2 separate regions of the Homo sapiens genome follow, and region 2 is linked to region 1. The links are chromatin loops, found by intact Hi-C in ENCODE. Cell type or tissue: PC-3. All regions are shown on one strand. Each heading gives the region's core, and the rest is flanking DNA. Links, peaks and the distances in the headings are about the cores only.

Region 1 (11,441 bases), core at 1,821-9,820:
TGAGATATTACCACAAGCTAATCTTGACACAGATTTGCAACCTAGCCTCCCAGATTTGCAGTCCAATAAAACCACAGGTTGTAAATGTTGTTTAAATTGGCTTTGAAGTGGTAGTGCCTTCTAGCACTTGGCAGAAGTAAATTCCAGTCCTCTCTGGAGGAATATGCCTTTATCCTAGGCCTCGAAGAAGTCTCACAGTAAATTTTCTGAAAAAAAATGAGCAGCTTATAACAACCCAAGAGTAGGAACCAACAGAATAAAAGACAGCAAAAACAGACCTGCAAATACTTTGGATATCAGAACTATCAAAGAAATGATAAAATAACCAGGCTTCCTCTTTTTAAAGACATGTAAAACTCTAAATACTGCAAAAGACACTAAGAGAGCTTAGAAAAATGAATCTATAGAGTTTTCAAAGATTTGAGCCTCTTCACAAAACACAGGTAGACAATAAGTAGAAATTATTGTTTATAGAGCTGTGGATAAGCTAGGTTGGCTTTAGTCAAAAGTGCATTCTAATTTTTGTCCTTCTTGATTTAAAAAGTAGAGATCTTATGATAAATATTACTCAGTGCTATTTTAAAAAGAAGTGTAAATACAGCTGTTCCTCATTTACTATGCCTCACTAAAAAATAAAATTAATTGGGTCTACCATTTATTAGCTAGTTGCCATTGGACAAATTACTTAGTAACATTAGTCTAAGTTTTCTGTGAAATGAAGATAAGAATAGCATTGACTTCATTTTTAGTAAAATGAGGATGGGGATAGTATTGACTTCCTAGGAGTATTGTGAAGAGTAAACAAGATGATGCATGTCAAATGCCCAGCACACTTGGCTTATAGTAATTGATCAATATAATATGGCTTTTTTTTTTTTTGGAAAAAAAAAGGAAAATGTGATGTTTTAAAGATGACTAATTATGGGCAACTATTTGCTTGATAAAATTATACACTATGGTGTTCCTTTAAAATGAGGTATATTAACCCACATTGATTAAAACAATCTTTTACTCCTGGACAGAAAAGTCTGCCATGGAGGCAGAGAGGAGAGCCAGTGGGGCCCATTGTTTACAGGTGTTTACCTTGTCAGGTCATTATATTCTTCCAGTTCCATTTCCTTCTCATGTCTCGCTTTTCACTTCCCTTCAATTCTCATGTCTTTCCACTCAGTGAACATATAAACAGTTGGACAATCTTTAGCAAAATAACACTTAAAACATGTGAAAACTATTTTATTACCTCTTCTTTGTTGATCAAGTTGAATACATCAGCTCCTTTAAACTTTTTGCTTGGCCAGTTTTCCAAACCTTTAATCATCACTATTTTAGAACCTACGAGAGTTTTATCATATGCCATTTAAGTGTGGAGCCCAAGGAAGACATTCATTCAGTGATGGTCTGACTAATGCTGACTCATCTGGAAGGTGAGTGTCCTGCTCCTACTTATGTTTCCTAGGATAGTATTGTGCCCGATGTTATTCTTTCAGGGGTTGGCAACTGAAAGAATTTGGCCTGTAGGCCAAGTCCACCCACTGCCTGTTTTGGTAAATATTTGAGTGTTATTAGAACACAGCTACCTGTATTCATTTAAGTATTGTCTGTATCTACTTTTGTGCTGCAACTGCAGAATTCAGTAAGGTCTCTTGTGACAGAGACCTTACGACTCAGCAAAGCCTAAACTCTGGCCCTGTGATCACTGAGTGTCAACTTGATGGGACTGAAGGATACAAAGTATTGATCCTGTGTGCGTCTGTGGGGGTGTTGCCAAAGGAGATTAACAATTGAATCAGTGGGCTGGGGAAGGCAGACCCACCCTTAATCTGGTGGGCACCCTCTAGTCAGCTGCCAGCGAATATAAAGCAGGCAGAAAAACATGAAGAGGGAGACTGGCCTAGTCTCCCAGCCTACATCTTTCTCACATGCTGGATGCTTCCTGTCCTCGAACATCGGACTCCAAGTTCTTCAGTTTTGAGACTTGGACTGGCTCTCCTTGCTCCTCAAGCTTGCAGACAACCTATTGTGGGATCTTGTGACTGCGTACATTAATACTTAATAAACTTCCCTTTATATATTACATTTATACTATTAGGTTCTGTCCCTCTAGAGAACCCTGACCAATACAGGACCTTTGCAGAAAATGTTTGCCAACTCCTGCTTGAAAATGTTACTCTGCTCGTGAGCCATATTTACCCTGAATACCTTCTCTCCAGCCTCATCTGTCTCTCTCTCCTTGCTCTCATCTCTCTACCACCTCATATCTTTCTTCAATCTCTCTTGTCCACTACGCTGAAGCCACACCTGCCTCCTTTCAGTTCCAGGAAAACACCAAGACCTTTCTTGCCCAGGGACTCAGCACAGGCTATTCACTCTGTCTAGACAGCCCTCTCTGTCTGGAACAGTCTTCTTTCAAAAGCGGATTGCTTCTCATTGCTTTCCAGCTCATATCTCAGAGAGGTTTCCCTAACCACTCTACTCTGAATAGTTCTTTCTCTCACATATCAATTATTCTTTTCCACATTACTCTGCTTTTTCCCTTCAAAACACTTATCACAACTGGAAGTTTTTTATTTATTTCCTTGTTTAAGGCCCCTGTCCCCCCTTGTTCTGTGAGTTCCCCGAGTGAGAAACAATGTCTGTTTTGTTCACCACTCTATCCCCAGAGCAGAGCACATAATATGTGCTCAATAATAAATTGCTGAATAGATGAACAAATAAGAGGCAAATTTGCACGTATAATGACCTTCCTTTTATTTTGTAATTTGGATTTTCTCTTTAAATGTAAGTACTCCACTTTGATAATGTTTGTTATATTTTCTCTCCTTTGCTCCAAATTATCAAGGTCCTGTGGTATTTAAGGTTTTTTTTTCTCTCCTTCATGGTAATTTTTCTCCCAGTGTGATGCCATTTGCAAACTTAATGAATACTATTTGGTTATTTATGTGGTTAGGAGCAGAATGAGGAAGACAGGTTGTACTGACTGCTCTGTTACATTTGGGACATTTCAGTAATAGGAACACTGAATCTTCACAGAGAAAGCCTCAGCTCATTCCTGAATGAGATGCTGAAAATAATGTATTAGAATATTAATGAATACCTCATAAATTGTTTAATGTTGGTTTCTGGAATATTTGTACATTGATGCCAGTATACATTTTGATTTCTAGAAAAGCATTCCCATAAGCCAAAATTGATTATACTTACATGCTTTAATTACAAAAATTTTCTGCAGTAAATATCTCTTCACAGTAAAATGAGATACACTAGAGAAAATTGGAATTCTTAAGCAGTGTAACAATTATGGCTCTGATTAAACTCCGTCTCTGCTTTGCAGTGATGGTCCGGCCAAAATGAAAGTTTTTCTGTTGCTGGCTCCACTGTACACATCTCCTCACCTAACACCCATCAGAACAGCCCCCGAGGCAAAATCCAACAGCTCCTTAACAACTCAAGAACACTATACAGAACTTAGAAAACGTAGTTAGGGCCAGTAATTCTCAGAGTGTGGTTCCCAGACCAGTAGCAGCATCACTGGGAACTTGTTATAAATGCTAATTCCTGGGCCCCACCCCACCCTACTGAATTAGGAACTTGGTGGGCTGTGTTAGAGAAAAGCTGTACCATGACCCTTGTTAAAGATGGTAAGACAGACATTATTCAAAGGAAGGTACTACAACAGGGTTTTGTAATAGGAGAGAGATTGGGCTCAACTCCGAATACAATAAGGATGAGTGGGAATTTATAGCTGTATTAGTCAGGGTTCTCTAGAGAGACAGGACTAATAGCATAGATGTATATATGAAAAGGAGTTTATTAAGGAGTATTGACTCACACAATCACAAGGTGAAGTCCCACAATGGGACGTCTGCAAAAAGGAGCAAGGAAGTCCCAAAACCTCAAAAGTAGGGAAGCTGACACTGCAGCCTTCAGTCTGTGGCTGAAGGCCTGAGAGCCCCTGGAAAACCACTGATGTAGGTCCAAGAGTCCAAAAGCTGAAGAACTTGGAGTCCAATGTTCAAGGGCAGGAAGCATCTAGCATGGGAGAAAGATGGAGGCCAGAAGACTCAGCCAGTCTAGTCCTTCCACGTTCCTCTGCCTGCTTTTCTTCTAGCGGTGCTGGCAGCTGATTAGATGGTGCTCACCCAGATAAAGGGTGGGTCTGCATCTCTCAGTTCATTGACTCAAATGTTTATCTCCTTTGGCAATACCCTCACAGATACACTCAGGAACAATACTTTGTATCCTTCAATCCAATCAAGTTGACATTCAATATTAACCATCACAGTAGCTAAGGAGCAGGAAGGGATCAGAGGATGGGAACTTACTTGAGGAAACATCACGAATAGGGGAAATTCTGGCTAAAGGGACCTAAGAGGATTCTTGCAGAAGGCAGGCCAGGGTGATCAGACATCACCTAGGCGATGGTGGATGATCAGATATTCAGGGTAATTGTATCTGGAGGGTGGAGAATTCTAGTTAAACTGATTTAGTAGGATTCTTGCTAACATGGACAATGCAGAAACAAACACAGAAGCTTAAAAGCCAGGGTCTCATTGAGAAGAGAGTTCAGAGGAGGCTGACTGGAATTTGGTGAAACAGAGAATCTTTGTCAGGTGCTGGAGAGGCAAGGAGAAAGGAAGTCAGCGATCTGTGTTGTAACAAGCCCACCAGAAGAATCTAATACAGGTGAACTACTGAAGTAGGCAGAAAAAATTTATTCCAGGTGGTGTTTAGGTAGAAAATCTGTGTTTTAACTCACTTATGTAAAACACAGAGGTCCCCTAGCTACGTATGCTAAGGAGTGAAGCTTTCCAACTGGGTCCATTCTCTTCTGATACCTACTAAGGCATTGTTTCTGGGATGAGTCTCCAAAAGTCAGCAAATTTCTTCTCTGGTCTGGAGGGCTTTTCTTCAGGTAGGTTTTACACACACTTCTCCTGACTCAGATGTGAGTAATAATTGGGCCAGGACCTTTCTTCTCTGCAGTCTACATTACACACTTACTTGCCAGAACTTTGACTTTCCCCACTTTTTTTTTCATTAAAATTGACCTTGGACTCTCCCTTGTTAGACTTGCTCTACCTTGCGGGCTGAAATGGAAAAGAGATTTTTACATCTGAGTAGTCATTCATTAACTTGAGCATGCAGGATCACTGGATGCCTGTTAAAACAATTGCTGACCTCCCTTGATCACCACCAAGTTTTTTGATTCAGTAGGTCTGGAGTAGGTTCAAGGATCTGTATTTGCATAAATTCCCAGGTGATGCTGATGTTGCTGGTCTGGGGACCACAGTTTGAGAACTACTGTTATGGAAGAGTGAAAATTAATTTAATTCACCAAACAGTACTCAAAGTTTTTAAAACAAATGTGTGTTTACTAGGTATGTTAGTCCGTTCTCATGCTGCTAATAAGGCCATACCGAAGACTGGGTAATTTATAAAGTAAAGAGGTTTAATTGACTCACAGTTCCACCTGGCTGGGGAGGACTTGGGAAACTACAATCATGGCAGAAGGGGAAGCAAACATGTCCTTCTGTCCTTCTTCACATGGTGGCAGCAAGGAGAAGTGCTGAGCGAAGAGTGGGGAAAGCCCCTTATAAAACTGTCAGATCTCATAGGAACACACTCAGGATCATGAGAACAGCATGGTGGTAACTGCCCCCATGATTCAATTACCTCCCACTGGGTCCCTCCCATGTCACAGGGATTATGAGAACTATTGTTCAAAATGAGATTTGGGTGGGGACACAGCCAGATCATATCTCTGGGTACTTGTCCAAAGCATATCCTAACTGGGAGGATTTTAATTTTTTAATGCTTTTTTTTTCAACTTCATATTAGCCAATATGGTAAGGAGCTGATGGTATGCTACAATTCACAGGCCCCAGGTACAGAAAGCTGTACCTGAGAGATTGGATATCTCTTTCCAATTCTGTTCAGCGACATCATGTTTGTAGCTTGAAATCATCCATGGCAGCAGTATCTATATCATGGAAATCAGGCAAGCATTATAGATCAGGGTTTCTCTCCCACTCTCCCAAACTGATTGTTTAACATTTACCAGCACACTACTGGGAAGAACCATAAATAATGAGCATACAGGGTAAGATCTGAAATTTCCTTGCAGTAGTATAGACGTGAATTAGACAAGGGTTGGGAAATGAAATTTGTAAATGTATATGTCTTCCAAAAAAATGTGAAAAGGAATGATGAGGTCAAAAAGGTATTTAGCAATTGCTTAGGGTAAGTTGAGAGGCCAGAAAAGTGTACTCTTTAAGTGATGGGCTTTGGAGTTAGATACACCTGGGATGGAGTCTGACTCCATCGCTTATTGTCACTTATTGTATGTGATCTTGAGTAGGGTGCCTGACCTCTCCTGATTTTAATTTCCTCATTTGTAAAATAGAAATAATGTGTTGTTATGAGGCTTACATAAGACAAGTATTTTTAAATCTGGCATGATGCCAAACATACTTGTTACCTTAATTCAGGCAATGTTAATTATTATTACTATTTTTAAAAATTAAGTATAGAGGTTGCCAACATTCTGTAAACAAATATTTACTCAGCACCTTTTATGCACCCAATACTCTGTAGACACCATTACTAAGTTGTGGTTACTACAGTCCAGGAGTTTACAATGTAATGATGCCATCACATTTTCTATCAGCCTGCAATAAAAGAGAACTGAAATGTATTTGTTTAGGTGTGTATGCTAACTTTGAAGTATAAATATTGACAGAAAAGGAAATAGACCCAAAAGAATTAATAGGATTATAAACTAAAAGGAACAGAGGCTATGAAATATAATGTGAAACGATTGCTCTTTCTGATCATGCTTTGGCAATAACAAAAAATTTCTCAGGCACTAGGATACTTTGCAAAGAATACATAGAGGATTAAAAAATCTCATTTGAACAAGAGAAAATGTTAACATATGATTTAAAATGATTAAAAGCAAGAACGTTTTGTCACTTTTCAGTATAATATAGAATAGTGCAACATACAATATGAAATGGAGAATATTAATTGGCTTACACAATTAAAGCACTATTTGAAATATAATTCTATAACAAGGGGACTATTCATTTGGTTTTTCATGATTCCTACCAAAACATTTACTGAAATTTTTATGTATCTAGAGTTGACAATGGAGGATTTTTAACTTATACTTTTATAAAGATATAAAAATAATTCATTCAGAATCAATTTACTCCCTGTATAGAGAGTAATATATATTGCTATACCTTTTTAAAAATGTAAATATATATGATACCTACATATGCTATTGAATGGAGTTCTGATGTCAATATCATGTTCTTTTTCATTAAACATTGGACAATCATTCTTATGCAGATATCCAAGGGAAGGGTCTCTGTTTTGGATTCCTCCTCTCCACGTGTTGTCCAAATTCAGCTTGTTTTCTTTCCCATTTACATCCTGTGATCACTTCTTGTCTCACTTGATTCTGGCAGAAGAGGGTAGGCTTGTGTTAAAACCACCTAGATTTTGTCACATATATGCTATGTGATTTTGGGCAACTTGTTTGAACCTCAATTTCATCTTCTGTGTGATGGCTAAAATAATAGTTCAATTTTATAGGGTTGGTTGTGGAAATTAAGACAACACATGTAAAATACTTTGCATTCTGCCCAACACATGGTAAACACTCATTAAATAGTGGTGGGTTTTGTTTTCTCTTTCCTTTCAGGGTTCTTCTACTAGTTACAACTTGTTTTCAGTCAATGAATATGCAAATGAAAACTGTTCATTGTAAGCATAGTGTTTATAGAGGTTCTTCCTTCACTATGCTTTGCAAAATGCTGGCTGCCTGCCTTACTAGAAAACTATAACTTGAAAATTTGTCTCTTGCTGTTGTTAAACTCTATTTTGTAGCTTTCTGTCTAATCTGAGTATTCTCTGGCTGGGTATTATGGCCTGTCCTGGATTCTCCATTTAGATGGTAGGAGTTTTTTCTTGCTAAGAAATTTCTCTTCCTTTGGGCCTTACATAATAATGGACGTCCTCTGGGCATGGTGGCTCATGCCTGTAATCCTAGCACTTTGGGAGGCTGAGGAGGGAGGATTGCTTGAGCCCAGGAGTTTGAGACCAGCCTGGGCTATAGCAAGACCTCTCCTCAACAACAAATAAAAAATAAAAAAATAAAAAAATAGATGCCCATTGCAGAACATAGGTTCTAACACTTCCTGAATAACCACATTAAATATCCTCTCTGTATTCCAGAAGCACTAGGGGAAAGAAATGGATCCAAAGGCTTTAAAAACTAAAATATATATTCCTAGTTGCAGAAGTATTTAATGGAGATGAGGCTTGGGGTGGATGGAGGCAAAGAAATTTAAGTCAAAGCAACAAAAATTGAAGTGGAAAAGAAAAGTTTAGATAATGTCAAGAAGAAGAGAAGACAGAGAAGTTCAAGCAACAATAAAGGCCTCATCCCCAGAGTGCACAAGGGACAGAGAAAAGTGGGCAGTGATTTAAAGAGAGAAAAAGAAAAAATGAAGATGGTGTCAGGAATGGTTTCAAAAGAAAGAAATACAGAGGATTTGGGGGTCTGAAGGAAACAAAGGAATGAGCTGTAGATGTCAGGCCCTTTGACTGAGGTACAGACAGAATGTGGCTCCTTGTCCTTATGAGGGGACAGTTTTAAAAAACTACATATATACTTTCTCTTTTGCAGTTCCTCCCACTGTTCTGGAGAACATTCTTTGCCTTGGGGATGCTGAAGATTGTTATAGCAGAAATACAAAGTGGGAGGGGGTGTGTGTTGAGGCAAGGGTTGGGGAGAACAAGATAAAAAGAAAAGCAACAGACTTAAAATTAGCTCCTGAAATCCAAAATAAGATTTTGCAAGAAGACACAGCTCTTAAAAACCAGACTTTTTTTTAAGGCAAAGAAATTCTCTGATTCTTGTATTTATCACTCATGTGTTAAGGCCTAATGGACCTTGACCATCAAGATACATTTGATTGAAGTCCCAGAATGGAAGAAGGGTTTGAGTTGAGCTCCTATAAGAAATCCTGGGTCATGTGTGACCAAATGGGACAGAGAAATTTCTACCTGCTCCTAAGGAGGGATACAAGGGGCATGGTCAGGTTGTATCACTGGTGTGGGCAGAACTGACCCTGTGGCCAAAGACAGAGGGGGACAATCTGGACCAGGAATTGAATGGCCAATATTAACAGACCTCTGAGGTTCTGCGGATTGACAGGAGCCAGGGCAGACCTGTCTCAGCAGCTGGGCCCTAGCCTGACAAGATGAGAGACAACAGCTGGCAAGTGTACCAGACCCCTTCACAGCCACGAAACAAGTCAGGATGGTTGCCCAAACCTTAGGCTGCTTTCTGAGTGACGAGAAAAAGAATGGTGGCTGAGAAGAATGGCCAAGGCAGTAGAGCAAAATTCTTTGTAATAATATGTTTTGTAAAGACCAGAGGTGAAATTAACTGGTAGGTGTTTGTTTTACCAAAATCAGTTTTCCAGATTTTTACGGTGTATCGGTCCGTTATCACATTGCTATAAAGAACTACCTGAGACTGGGTAGTTTATAAAGAAGACAGGTTTCATTGACTCACGGTTCCACAAACTCTACAGGAGACATGGCTGGGGAGGCCTCAGGAAACTTACAATCATGGAAAGAAGGGTGAAGGGGAAGCAAGCACGTCTTCATACGGTGACAGGAGAGAGAGAGAGAAAGAGAGAAAGAGAGAGAGAGCAAGAGTGAGCAAAGGGGGAAGTGTTACACACGTTCAAACAACCAGATCTTATGAGAACTCTATCATAAGACAGCACTAGGGGGATGGCACTAAACCATTAGAAATCACCCCAATGATCCAATCACCTTCCACCAGGCCCCACCTCCAATACCTGGGATCACAATTGAACATGAAATTTGGGTGGGGACACTGAGCCAAACCATATTATACAGGAATTGTGCTTCAGTGATAAATATGTGAAAATACAGAGTGCATGATAGGTCAGATCCAGCCAGTGTAGCACAAAAAAAAAAAAAGAGTTAATTTCAGAGTACATGATAAGAGGGAGTTATACAGCTTATCTGTAACATGCAGATCAAGAAAAGGCATTGACTATTTAAAGCAAGACATATTAATGTATTTGTCTCTTTATAACCAGGCAAAGATGTGGCATGGCATCACTTAAGCATACGGGTATTTGAGAACCATGAATCCAAACCCCATCCCACCTCATTCCACCTGCACGCTAGAGCAGCATTGCCATGATGAGAACATTGCTGGGGGAAAATGTAAGTGATGGGGGAAATCCATTAAGCAAGGCCACTCATGGAACGTTTACTGGGGATTCTTCTGAAAAACATGTTTACATCAAATCTGAAGGTGAAGAGAGAGGAACAAGAAAAGGGGAGAGCAACGTGAAGATGGAATAAGCCAGAGCGTATGTAGACATGTTCGTGGTGAAAGCAAGAGAAGGGTTGGCTTAACAACCATCCTGCCCAGTTCAGTTTTATCTGCTAATGAGAAGAAAAATGAGCATCAGTGAAGGAGAGGAAATTTATTCACACATGGGATCTCTCTGTGTTCTTCTTTGAGGGGCACAAGAGCTCTGGGGCTTTGATTGATCCGTCTGCTAGAACTGCCTAAAAAAACAAAAAAAAAAATGGAAAGAACTGAAAAGAAGAAAAAACACAACAGGAACCGCTGAGTCTGTGAATTACTTGATGCCCTGGGCAGAGATGGGCACCTTGCTGCTTCTGGTCACTGCAGGGCTGTTGGAATTCAACAGTCATCAGCTGTTTCCTGTTCACTGGACTGGATACAAGACAGATTCAGGAAAGGGTTAGCTGCCCACCCAATCTAAGACTCTTGGAGGCGAACACTCAGCTCATCTGGGCAGTAACTTTCCATGAGGGCAGCTGGAGTTTATTTGGTTTTATTTGCTTTTTCACCAAATATATTTTGTGGGCCATATTTCTAGGAGGGATGGGATTTGGTGGATACCCAAGCACAACATATATTTATTTTGTGTTAAACTAGAATAATGTGTTATACAAAGAGGTATTAAACTATAATAAAAATGGCCTTGATTTAACTTTTAAGCCAAACATTTGCAATTTGAAGTAACTAGTAGTTAGGAGAATGACATCTGGTACTTTTGCAGGCATGTTTCAAGAAAATTTATATTCTATGAATCTAAACTTATATTAATGTCAATTTATTCATTGACTTTTAATGAACTTTGTTAGCCCAGTTACAAATAGTAGCCTTCTCTCACCTTGCTAATTGAAAAAGGGAGGCAGAAAGAGGGTAAATTACCTCCTCTGGACTAGTGGCTTAGTGGCACAATTAGGATAGGAACACAGAGACACTGATCTGATCGCAGGGATCTGACATTTGCGGCACAGCAGAAGCTATGTTGCAATTTCCAACTCCTGTTTGCTGTAATTGATTC
Region 2 (11,441 bases), core at 1,804-9,803, 100 kb after region 1:
AGACAAGTTATGGGGTCAGAAGGCTGTTTGTAAATTTTAGAATAAGATTATACAAGTCTGTGGATTGGAAATTATGTCTCCTCTCTTATTTGTTGTAAGGCTGTAATAGACAAAGAAAACGTGATTTTGTACTATAATCCATGGATCTTTAATACATCCAACCAAAATGTGAAAATTAGTCTTGTCAGCTGGTAAAAATTCAATAAATTGTTTACTTTTCTGTATATGTAATAAAACCTTTTAAAAAGTCACTCAACTGTTTCATTCTTACATTACCAACTGAACAATCTGAATTTTTTCTCTTTTAATTAACCAAATTTTTTATTAAAATGACTTATTTACCATTGAGGTGAGCTAATTTGTTACCAGATAAAACATCAGCTTTGATATCCCACTATTTTTGCCCCTGTTTAGCTATATGATATTTGGGGCAATATCCATAATCCCTCTGAAGTTGATTTTCTTCATCTATAAAATGGGGCTAATAATGTCTTCCTTATAGCAATGTTCTAAGGATGAGAGACCCCCCAGCTCCCAGTATTGCTTCAGGCACATGGTAAATACACCATAATTGGTAGCTAGTATGATGATGATGATGATGATGATTGATGATGATGATGATAAAGCCTGTAGTCATGAAGGAAATGGAAGTGAAACAGGTGTAAAGTAGCACAAAAGCATTTTCATTTAGTTACCTAGAGAATATATTATGAATACTTACCTTCTGTTATAGTAGTAGTTTGAAGAATTATTACAAATATTCAGAACTACATTATGCTGGCTGTGTGGGGTCTCACATTAATCTTACTGCCCCAGACCTTGTATCTGATATTCCTGAGCTGTGATCTAGGCATCAGATGGCTTTGCACCAGGCCTTTTCTGGCTCCTCTTGGCATGGCTAGGACCATTCTTCATCGGCCTTAGCATCTCCTAAGCACTCTCACACTGAGAGGGACTGTACCCTATGTTGAGCCCATAGCTGGGCCTTTGTCAGAGGCTTTTCCAGGCTTGGGCTCTCATGGCCAGAGAGGAAGGCCTGGAACTATGGTTTTGCTCACCCTCTAACTTCAGATGCTCTCTGCTGTCTGGGCTTCTGTTGTGTGTCCACCCAATTGATGGGAGTTCAGTACCAGGACTGAAGGAGGGTACAAATCCTTCAAGCTCCTTTATACACTGTCCTTTAGATTGTGAGCTTTGGGGCCAGTTCTGTCTGGTCAGTTACTCTAGCTTCCATTTTTGCCCAAGTTAAAATACTCCATCCTTTCTATGTGTCCTTGATCCTCTCAGAAAATTTACTCACCTTTCAAGGCCCAGAGAAACCATTATCTTTTTTTGATATTCTGTCTGGCAATTGCAGGACAAGATTTTCATGCTTTTCTTTATGCCCTAGCTTACTTAGTTCATACTTCTCTGATAGCCTTTATCACTTGGTATAATTTATAGTTGCCTATGTAAGGATGGTGCATTTCTTGAAGGCAGGAAATGTCTACTTCATCTCTGTATACTAGTATCTACCAGAGATTAGCACATATTAACTGATTAGTAAATGCAGGATAAATAGAACTGATTTAAACATGTTATCATTTGACTTCAAAACAATTATTATAGTCAACACTAGGAAAATATAAGTTGTTTACATTTGGCTTTGGAATGTACAGGGCCAAAGGGAGGCTTATAACTGAATGTGGATGAGTATAGTATCCTGGGAATTTATTAATGAAGCTCTAAAGCATCTCAATTCTCTCAGTTCAACTCCCTATTGAAACTTCTGCTTCTCTCTGAAGCTGTTATATGGGTTTCATCTTTCCCTTTGTATCAATGGGGAAGGTAATTAAGTGTTTCAAAACCAAATTATGTTTCAAAGTTCTGTCTTTGTGCTGTGTCAGGATAAGGACAAAGGAGGAAATTAGTGACTTCCTTTAGTGACTTCTTGGTATCGTAGGAGGGCATTACAAATTTCTTGGCCTCTTTCTAGACCAGGCCTGTGCCCTGTTGGGCCTACCCCATCTTCACACCCTGAAGTTCCTTGTCCCTTACTCTCTTCCATTTAAAATTACTCCAGTTGTATTTCCATGATATCTATATTTTCATATTTCTACCTCAAGTGTTTTGTGACAAGGAGACTGTACCACCATACATGAAAGGAAATAGGCTGTGGAAAGGGCGTCAGATTGGGCAGCTTGAAATCTACTTGTGATTCTTCAATGTGTGATGTAAGCAAGTCGTTTAACCACCTGGAGCCTCAATTTCCCATCTGTAATAGGACAATCGAATCTGTCTCAGAGTGTCTAAAGATCAAATAAGTGAAACTTCCGGTACAATGGCTGGAAAATAGCAGCCATTCAATGAGTAGTGGAAGTTGTAATTACTATTATTATTATTTCTGTGCCTTTTGCTCTTTTCTCTAGTACTATGCGTATAGTTTCAACCCTAGTTATTTTCTTTTCTAAATTTTCTTTGACCTTTCACCCACTGTCCATTATCATATCTCTAGTTGTCCCACAAAATATGGATGTTACACTTAATCTAAAATCTAGCATTGAAATGATTTGCTATCTGGCCCCCTCAAAGTCGCTTCCACCTACTTTCCTCATTGCTCTCCAGAGCTCCTCCATCCTTCTAGTGTCCTCCCAAAGACATGGATCTTCTCTATTCTGTTTTCTACCTACACGTAGCTCTGAACAGTTCTTTGTCAGATTTGTCCCATTCTACAATTATCATCAAGTCCTAGCAATTATTTTCTTACATTTTAAATCATGCTAACAGCATGAAATAGTAGGCTTTCTGTCTTCTCTTTTCTTTGTAATTCATCCTACACACTGCTGCTGAAATCTTTCAAGGAGGAAGACTGATTTTATCACATCTCTGGGTAAATCAAGAATCTTCAAAAACTCTCGGTTCTATAATGCAAAGATCTTAACTTTTTGGCCTTGTCTTTATTTTCCAACAGTAACAAGAATCATTTACTCCCAATTAATAAGAGACAAGTTAGTATTTTCAAAAAGAACTATTACTCAACTGTAAAAGAAAAGCAAAACAAAAATAAATATGAGCATACATAGATTAACAGACTTTTTTTAAAAAAATATTTTAGGAAAACCATTATCTACTTTATTGATACAACCCTCAGGATTGGAGCTTTGAATTTCTTTCCTCACTCTCAACCCTCAGGTTGGCATGGCTTTTGGGCTGATAGAATTCTCTGTCCCTCTCAGAACCTTTTTCTGTTTTTTGTTTTCTATCTGGGTGTGGGCCCAAGGTTGTCGTCTCCTTAGATCCAGGCCTGGGTTACACGTCAGAGATGTATGGTGGATTCCCCTCCTAGACCTGACCAGCCTGTGTTGACCTCCTGTACGAAAAATATTCTAATCAGAATACCCTTGTCTCACTGTAACGTGATGGGCTGGGACAGTGCAATGAACACTGTCTTCTGGGGAATCTGTTGCCAGAACACGTCCGCTCCATTATCCTATTCCACAAAGTCCTTGCTTTGTAGGGGCTTTCCCATTCTTTCCTACATCCAGTCTGACTGATGGTTCTTGTTAGATAATTTGGTAAATAGAACTGATAGGCCCTGATCCCAATACTTGTACTCTTCTAGGCTCTGTTCAAATGCCATTCACTGCTTCACAGGTTCCCCTAATAGGCTCTCTTTGGGACATTGATGTTAAATAATTTAGTTCTTACAAGCTATGCTGATAACCCTGGGGAGGTCCTTTCGTTCTCTGTTCCTAAAAGCAATGGTGGTGACTTTCAATTTTTATTTGACCCTAATATGGGCAACTTAGTTCTTAGCAGCAGGTCAAGGCGGAGCTCACCTAGTCCACCTGATTCCTTTATCTGCTTCCTTCGCTTGAGCTACAGCTCTGATTTCTGTAACCTGCTGAGCCTTGTCCTGTTCTAGCTCCTGTACCTGCTGCTGGCTCTCAGATGTAGGTCTTCAGCAACAATTACTGAAAAAGAAAAATATGTTTCTCCAAAAAGAAAACAGTTTGCAAAGTTCTGCCCTGCCCAAATCACCAGGGTAATGGATTCCCACAGTGATGCTAAGTGTTTTCATTCAGAATGACTCAAGAGTCCAGGGATCAATCAAAGCTTCCAAACTGAACTTTTCTTTTCAATTCTTTTAAAGAAATAATTGCTGTGGAAGCACTCCCTTGCCATTTCAGAGAACAAGTTTGAATTGTGCTGAAGTCTCCACTAGGTTTCTTTACTTGAAATTCAAAAATGACTGTTTAGTTCAGTTTTAATGTCATTGGCTCTTTTTACTTGTTAGCTGCTTTTAACTTGAATCGGAATCCATAGTTTCTCAGCTTCCAGAATCCACGTGAGATTCAGGCTGAGCCACGCTCTTTGGCACAGCAATGCCCCCCCCACCCCCCATTTTCCCACTTTGCCCTTTCTCTCTTACACCCACTTTATCTCTTCCAGTTTTCTTTATGTATATAGGAGGTAAGCAAATTTGTCTTTTCTTTCCTCCACATTCCCGTTTTCTCAGTTCTTCCTGGCTATGGAAGATTTTTTTTCTCTAATCCTCCTCCGCCAGATCTATAAAACTTACTTTGTTCCAAATATGGCTTACAGCTGATATTTCCCGGGAAGAGAATAACCACAGCTAACTTCCTGTAGTGATGTGCAGTTCACAAAACACTTTTGCAAGGTATCAAATGAACTTCATGTGGCTCAGTTCACCCTTCTCCTTAGTGAGTCCTCAGAATGTCAATACTCAGCACTGTCGTAGCTTGCATGAAGATATATTACTTTGTGGGAGTTGTTTATGTCTTTGTGTACACTCAATCTTCCCACAAAAGTGGTAAATTTCTTGAACCATCATTATTTAATTACTTTAAGAAATACTAAGAGCTTCCACTAAATTAGAATTACCTCTTAATGGGTGTAGTTAAGGAAAGTCTAAGTAGCAACGAGCAGACAGTGACTCTGATGAGGATAGCGGGACACACTGGTGTGGGTGTGTGCTGCAGCGAGGAAAGAGGGCCGAGGCTGGCTTCAGGGACCCTGGCCCTTGGCCCACTCCCACCTCCTGATGCTGAAGCAATATCTGCAGAGCCAGACTGCAGCCTGAGGTGAAAGGGAATGTCAGTTACACTGATCCTGTCTTTATTGAGAATTTTAGTATTTTATTCATCATGACTTTTTTGCATTCATATGATTTTTTAAAATATTGCATTAAAATATTATTCATCTTGATTGTTGAATGTTTTGGCACCTCACTGGCCTCACTCTTGTCCCAGTCTTATGCTGAACCTCCATCGTCAAGCATGGGAGTCTTTTGCTTGTGTATCTGTGTGTCTGGGAGGGATGTGGGGTAGACATCCATTGACTTCAACAAGCATCTGAATCACCTGAAGGGCTGGTTAAAACATAGCTCGCTGGGCCCCGCCCACTCATTCAGCGAGTCGCTGGAGCCCCAGACTTTGGGTTTCTATCAAGTCCCAGGTGATGCTGCTGCTGCTGCTGTTACATATCCCACACTAAGAATCAATGACATGGAGATTCCTCTATCTGAGACTGTTCAGCATGGATAAGGTGGGTCCCTTTATTTAGCCTCTGGACAACTTTTTCTTTATTTTATGTGCATGTGTGTGAACATGTGCATGTGTGTGAATAACATAGTAATGAAACTGATTACATCTAATCTGAAGGTAATTCCCAACTTTTAGTATTTTATAATGACTTTTTTCAGGAAAAATTAATATTTATATTAACTAAGTCTCTGAAACAGCTCTATAATATTTGTTAAAGTGTAAAATTTGATAACTGTTTTTAAATGAATAGACTTCATTTTTTAATGCAGTTTTAAGTTCACAGAAAATTTGAATAGGAAGTACAGAGTTTCCATATACTACTACTCCCAACCCCTGAATAGTTTTCTCTATTACTAACATCTTGTATTAGTGTGGAACATTTGTTATAACCGATGACTCAATATCAATACTGATGCATTACTAATAACTGAAGTCCATAGTTTACATTAGGACTCACTCTGTGTTATACATTCTACAGGTGTTGACAAATATGTAATGACAATATCTGCCATTATATTATACAGAAGAATTTCACTGCCTTAAAAATCCTTTGTGCTCCACCTATTTATTCCCCTCTTTCCTCTACAAAACACCTAGCAAACACTGATCTTTTTTTTACTGTCTCTATTGTTTTGCCTTCTTCATAATGTTATATAGTTGGAACCACACAGGATGTAGCCTTTTCAAATTGGCTTCTTTCTTCTTTCACTTAACAGGGACCTGTGTGGTCCCCATACATTTCAGGTTCCTTCACATCTTTTTGTGGCTTGATAGCTCATTTCTTTTTATCACTGAATGATATTTCATGGTATGGATGCACCACAGTTTATTCACCTACTGAAGGACATTTTGGTTGCTTCTAAGTTTAGGCAGTTATGAAGAAAGCTGCTATAAGCATTTGTATGCAGGTTTTTGTGTTAACGTAAATTTTCATCTCATTTGGGTGAGTATCAAAATTTTAAATACAAGATGTTTTAAAAGTTTCCAGTGCTCTGTTTTTGATGGAGAAATGGTGGGCATGGGAATGGGGTCCTCAGACTGAGTACCACCACTACTACAATTACTTCTGCCCGCTACTATCTATTGAGTAAATGTGTTTATTCATGTAAAATGCTTAGACAAGGGCCTGGAAGTTGCAAGCAGTCAATAAAGGTTGTTGATGTTATCATCATCATCACCATTACTAGGTGACTGGACCTTGGGCTAGGGGATTTTTATACATTATCTCTTCTCCTCAAAAAAATTCACAAATTAGGGCTTCTTTTCCTGTTTTACATGTGGCGCTCTGAAGCTCAGTGAGGGTAACATGTCCAATGTCACACAGCTAGAGTGGGAGAGCCACGATATAACCTAGGCCTTTCTGACTTTTTAAATTTTAAAAATATTTCCATGAGAAGGGGAAGGAGTTTTACCAAAAATGTTAGAGAGAAATAAAAATATTAATAATTAAACAAACAGTGGAATTTTTAAAAAGGCATTATTGAAATACCAAGTAAAAGATTAATTTTATCAACTGTTGTAAAAAAAATCCATTGTGCTATAATTACATGCCATGATCATGGCTCTTATATTGTAAATAGTTCATTATGCATATTTATACAAATTACAAAATGAGTTCTAATTATTCTCATGATGTAAATAAGTAAGTGGCTAAATGCTGCCTAAGAAACATAATGGAATGACTTTTCAAGTATATTATTCTTATTAAAGCAAAGGAATTCCATATTACTGGAATTAAGTTTTGCCTAACCCAAAGCTTAGCATTCCAGGCATAGCCACAGTTTTCTAAGTTGCCTTGCCTGTCTCTACCATTTCATGAAATTAATACATTTCTTTACTATTTTTTCTCACCTCTCACAGTCTGGAGAACTCTGCCTTTAGGATAACATAGTAGCTAAATGCTTAGGCTCTAAAGGCATAAGCGTGTGGATCCAAATCCTATGTCTTCCCTGTATTCCCTGTGTCCTGAAATAGGCTTGTTATTTCTAGGCCTTGATTCTTTCATGTGTTGCAGTGATGATAAAGGTATCTAATTAATGCATTGTTGTAAGGATAAAATAATGCAACATGTAAGTAAACACACACACACACACACACACACACACACACACACACACACACTCTTAGCATGTGATTTGGAACATAGAGAGGAATTAATCCATGTTGCTAATATTATCAAGGCCAGGTTTTCATTGATGTTCTTTAAGTACAGAGTGAAAGATTCAATACCTTAGGAAATGGGAGTGAACATGTATGAAAAACAAGAAATATTCGATATCATTCTTGCAGGATAGACTGTCCACTGAGTAACCTTATTTTTTTCATTTATTCAATACTTTTAAACAAAAATATATTTTCAGATATTTTGCATAGCACTAGGGAGACAAAGAACAATAAGACACATCCCTGCCCTCAGAGAACTCATATTCTGGAGAAGGAAGATAGACATGTAAATATATAAACTCACAAACAATACCATGAGTGCCATAACAGGGCTATAAACACTGGGATGCCAGATATTTTTTGTCTCCAGTGTTAGTAAAGGATGTAAGAGCAATTAAACCTGCTTATAGTCACCTGATAGGGACCTGCAGCTGAATTCCAGTCAATGCAAAATGAAGCTTTAAGGGGGTAGAGCCAATACTCTACCTATATAAACTTTGTGCCTCTGTCTGAAAATCCAGCTGGGAATGTGAATACAGAAGCTGTAACGCTGATGTACATAAAATGGTGTTAAACCTGATCTGGGCATGGCACGACTCTAATTTTGGTTGCTGATATCACTCACCAGAAAAGAGCATGTACCAAAACTACGTTTTATGCCTTTGGGACCTCGCTTCCAACCTTCATTAACCAAAAGAGCCAAATGGCCGGGCGCGGTGGCTCACGCCTGTAATCCCAGCACTTTGGGAGGCCGAGGTGGGCAGATCAGGAGGTCAGGAGTTCGAGACCAGCCTGGCCAATATGGTGAAACACTGTCTGTACTAAAAAATACAAAAATTAGCCAGGGGTGGCGGCAGGTGCCTGTAGTCCCAGCTACTCAGGAGGCTGAGGCAGGAGAATCACTTGAACCCAGGAGGTGGAGGCTGCAGTGAGCAGAGACCACTCCACTGCACTCCAGCCTGGGCGACAAAGGAAAAAAGGAAAATAAAAAGGAGCCAAATGACTCCTGGCTACCTTGAAACACAGCCTAATAACTTCATGTAGAAATGAGAAGATGCTAAAGCCCCACAGGCCAATTGTGAAAGATTCTGATATGGATGCAGACTCTCCTGTGAATTTCCTGGGGGTCATTTTGCTGTCTTACTCACCTTTGCATCCCTCCGGTCCTTGGCAAAGGTCCTGTCACAGAGATGCTCATCAAAAGTTTGTTCAATCTAAGTGAACTGAATTACTAGAATTTAAAGACTGGCAAAATAGTGACTTTTCCTATAAAGAAATTACAAGTAAAACACGAGAGGCTTATGATACAGAAATAGGAATCAACGCCCCTATAATTCAGTATTTTAAAGGGCTGTAAAGTAATGCTCTAGAACACCCCTTTTTGTTTGCTAATATATTTATTAATAATAAATATAATTAATAAATTATAGTAAATAATACTATGCTCTCCTTTTTATAGGAATACAATGCTAACAACTCTTTCTTTATAGGGAAAATGTTTTTATTTCTTCCAGAATTGATGCATAAGTGGATTGTTCAATTATTCACTTCCTTGACCAGTTCTGCTTCTTTTTACAATGAATTTGTTATTTTAATTTTTAAATTATAAAAAATGCAAAATTAATACTTACCCAAAACAGATGTGAAAATAAAAAATGAAACTCTTTCCCTTCCTCCACCTACTGCTCCTGATTCTGATCTTTCAGAGTACGTCCTTCCAGTCGTCTTCCTATACATGTATAAATGTATTTTCCTAATGCATATATTTATGTCTATTAATATATAATGTTTTAACCCTGAAGTGACATATTATATATATTTTCTTAGGATTCAGTCTCTGTACAGAAGTTTTATATAATTATACACTTATTTCTATGTTTATTTATCGTTTATTTTCCTTGCCAGCATGTAAACTGCATAAGAACTGTTATCCTTCAATATGCACCTAATACTTAACACAGCGCTAGGCATATGATAGGCCCTTGATTAATATTGAGTAAATAAATTAACAAATAAATGAAAACATTTCCACCGACGTCACATTATGGACATCCTTCCATGAGGGCCCTGACATCCTCTTTTGTCTTTCCAGCATCCACACAGGACTCCATTGCATGGATACCTTATGAACTATTGGAGGATATACTACTAATTCTCTGTTAGGGAGGCCCACCTTCATTTTAAGCTAGTCTTTTATAAAAAAAATTAAGTTTTATCTAGGCATAGTGAAAGTATCCAAACCATAAGAAAAATATATGAAAAGAAAAATAATAGTTCTGTCTTCCTACCTCTAATTCCACTTCCCAAAGAAAACACTAGTACCAGTTTTAACTATTTCTATTTTATGTCCACTGGCACTTTTCTTTATAATTTAAATAAAACATTTATGATTCATAACTTATAATTCATAATTTGGATGGTACCTTTCACATCTTAACTATGAAAAGTAAGGAATTTAGTACACAATCCCTCAACCACAACCTCTTCAATTTCTTGCTTTTAACAAAAGTTTTATTCTTATTTTTTATGGTCAAAGTTTATAACATTTAGAATGTAATCTTCAGCTAGAATTCAGCATTCCCTGATTTATCTGTAGAACGACTCTGAAAGTTTAAACCCAAATTAAAATAACATTCAAAGTATTAAAAAATTTATTCCCAAAATCAAATTTATTTTGTTTTTAAATAAACCACCATAGTACTCCTTCTGAAATCTAACTACTGGGAAAAAAGAACATCTCAATTGCACTTTCAGTTTCTTTTCTTCTTTTAGGTATTACTCGGTTGCCATGGTTGCTTGTATCTCAAGTCATATTCTTTCTTGCATTCCTTTTTAGTTTTGCTGAAATTTTTTTTTCCCAGGGAAATAGTTTTCTTATGGGATGCATGTGTGTAAACTTTCTGAATCCATACATGGCTGAAATTATCTTTATTTTATTCTTATAATATTTGATAGTTGAGATGTACACATGCATATATATATGTATATTTATAGATGTATACAACTCTGGGTTGAAAATTATTTTTCCTTGGGCTTTGAAGGTGTTGCATCTTGGTAGTCTAGTGTGCAGTGTTGTTGATGGCCTGTTGCCAGTTTGTTTCTCATTTCTTTGTAGTTAAGTGTGAGTCTTTAAAATTTATTTTTAGCAAAGTGGTACATGAGTCCTTTCAAGTTGCTATTGCTGTTTTCTGATTAAAGAGTCAAATAGCTCTAACAAGCTTATTAAATAACATGTTTTACTGACACTTTCTTCTTTCTTCCTTTAAAACTTTTTTTTCTTCCTTCCTTCCTTTCTTTCTTCTTCCTTTCTTCCTTCTTCTTTTTTCTTTTTTTGATTGAAGTGTTATCTATTGACCTTCCATTGTGGAGATTGAAGATGTAGCCTTTTTTCATTCTTCTGCAAGTAGCCTTCAATTCCTTCTATCCTTTTGACGAACTTTTACTTAATTTTGGTTAGATCAATATTATATTTTAATGATTGGATCATGTAAACTTTATTCAAAGCTCTCTTACACCTCTTTTTGCTCTCCCTGGAATTATTTGTTTTAGTTTCAAAATATATACTTATCATTAATTTATACCCAGACTCTGTCAGTTGTTTAAATATCCTTTTGATATATTTGAGCACATCTGGTATGCTATCAATTTTGTCTTTCTGGAAAACTCTGTACTGGAAGTTTCTGAACTTTTCCAACTTGGATCTGTTTATTCCTAGGCTTCCCACACAGCTAT

Evidence for each region. A loop is a pair of places that touch in the nucleus more often than their neighbours do. Peaks named below come from ENCODE experiments on the same cell type or tissue, not always from the same donor. Only the 100,000 strongest peaks of a DNase experiment are listed, where the experiment ranks them.
Region 2: a loop joins it to region 1, with 6 times the contacts of the local background. A loop is called at or near these places in 1 of 110 quality-filtered maps.

Annotation. Positions count from the first base shown.
Region 1 is chr6:82,865,978-82,877,418 of GRCh38, reverse strand. No RefSeq gene overlaps it. Among named protein-coding and RNA genes, the nearest start is that of UBE3D, 190 kb to the left of the region's middle. In PC-3, for the core only: no CTCF peak of the experiment used is centred there; a DNase peak (open chromatin) is centred at 3,718; H3K27ac peaks cover 842 bases.
Region 2 is chr6:82,761,187-82,772,627 of GRCh38, reverse strand. No RefSeq gene overlaps it. Among named protein-coding and RNA genes, the nearest start is that of UBE3D, 300 kb to the left of the region's middle. In PC-3, for the core only: no CTCF peak of the experiment used is centred there; a DNase peak (open chromatin) is centred at 5,967; H3K27ac peaks cover 976 bases.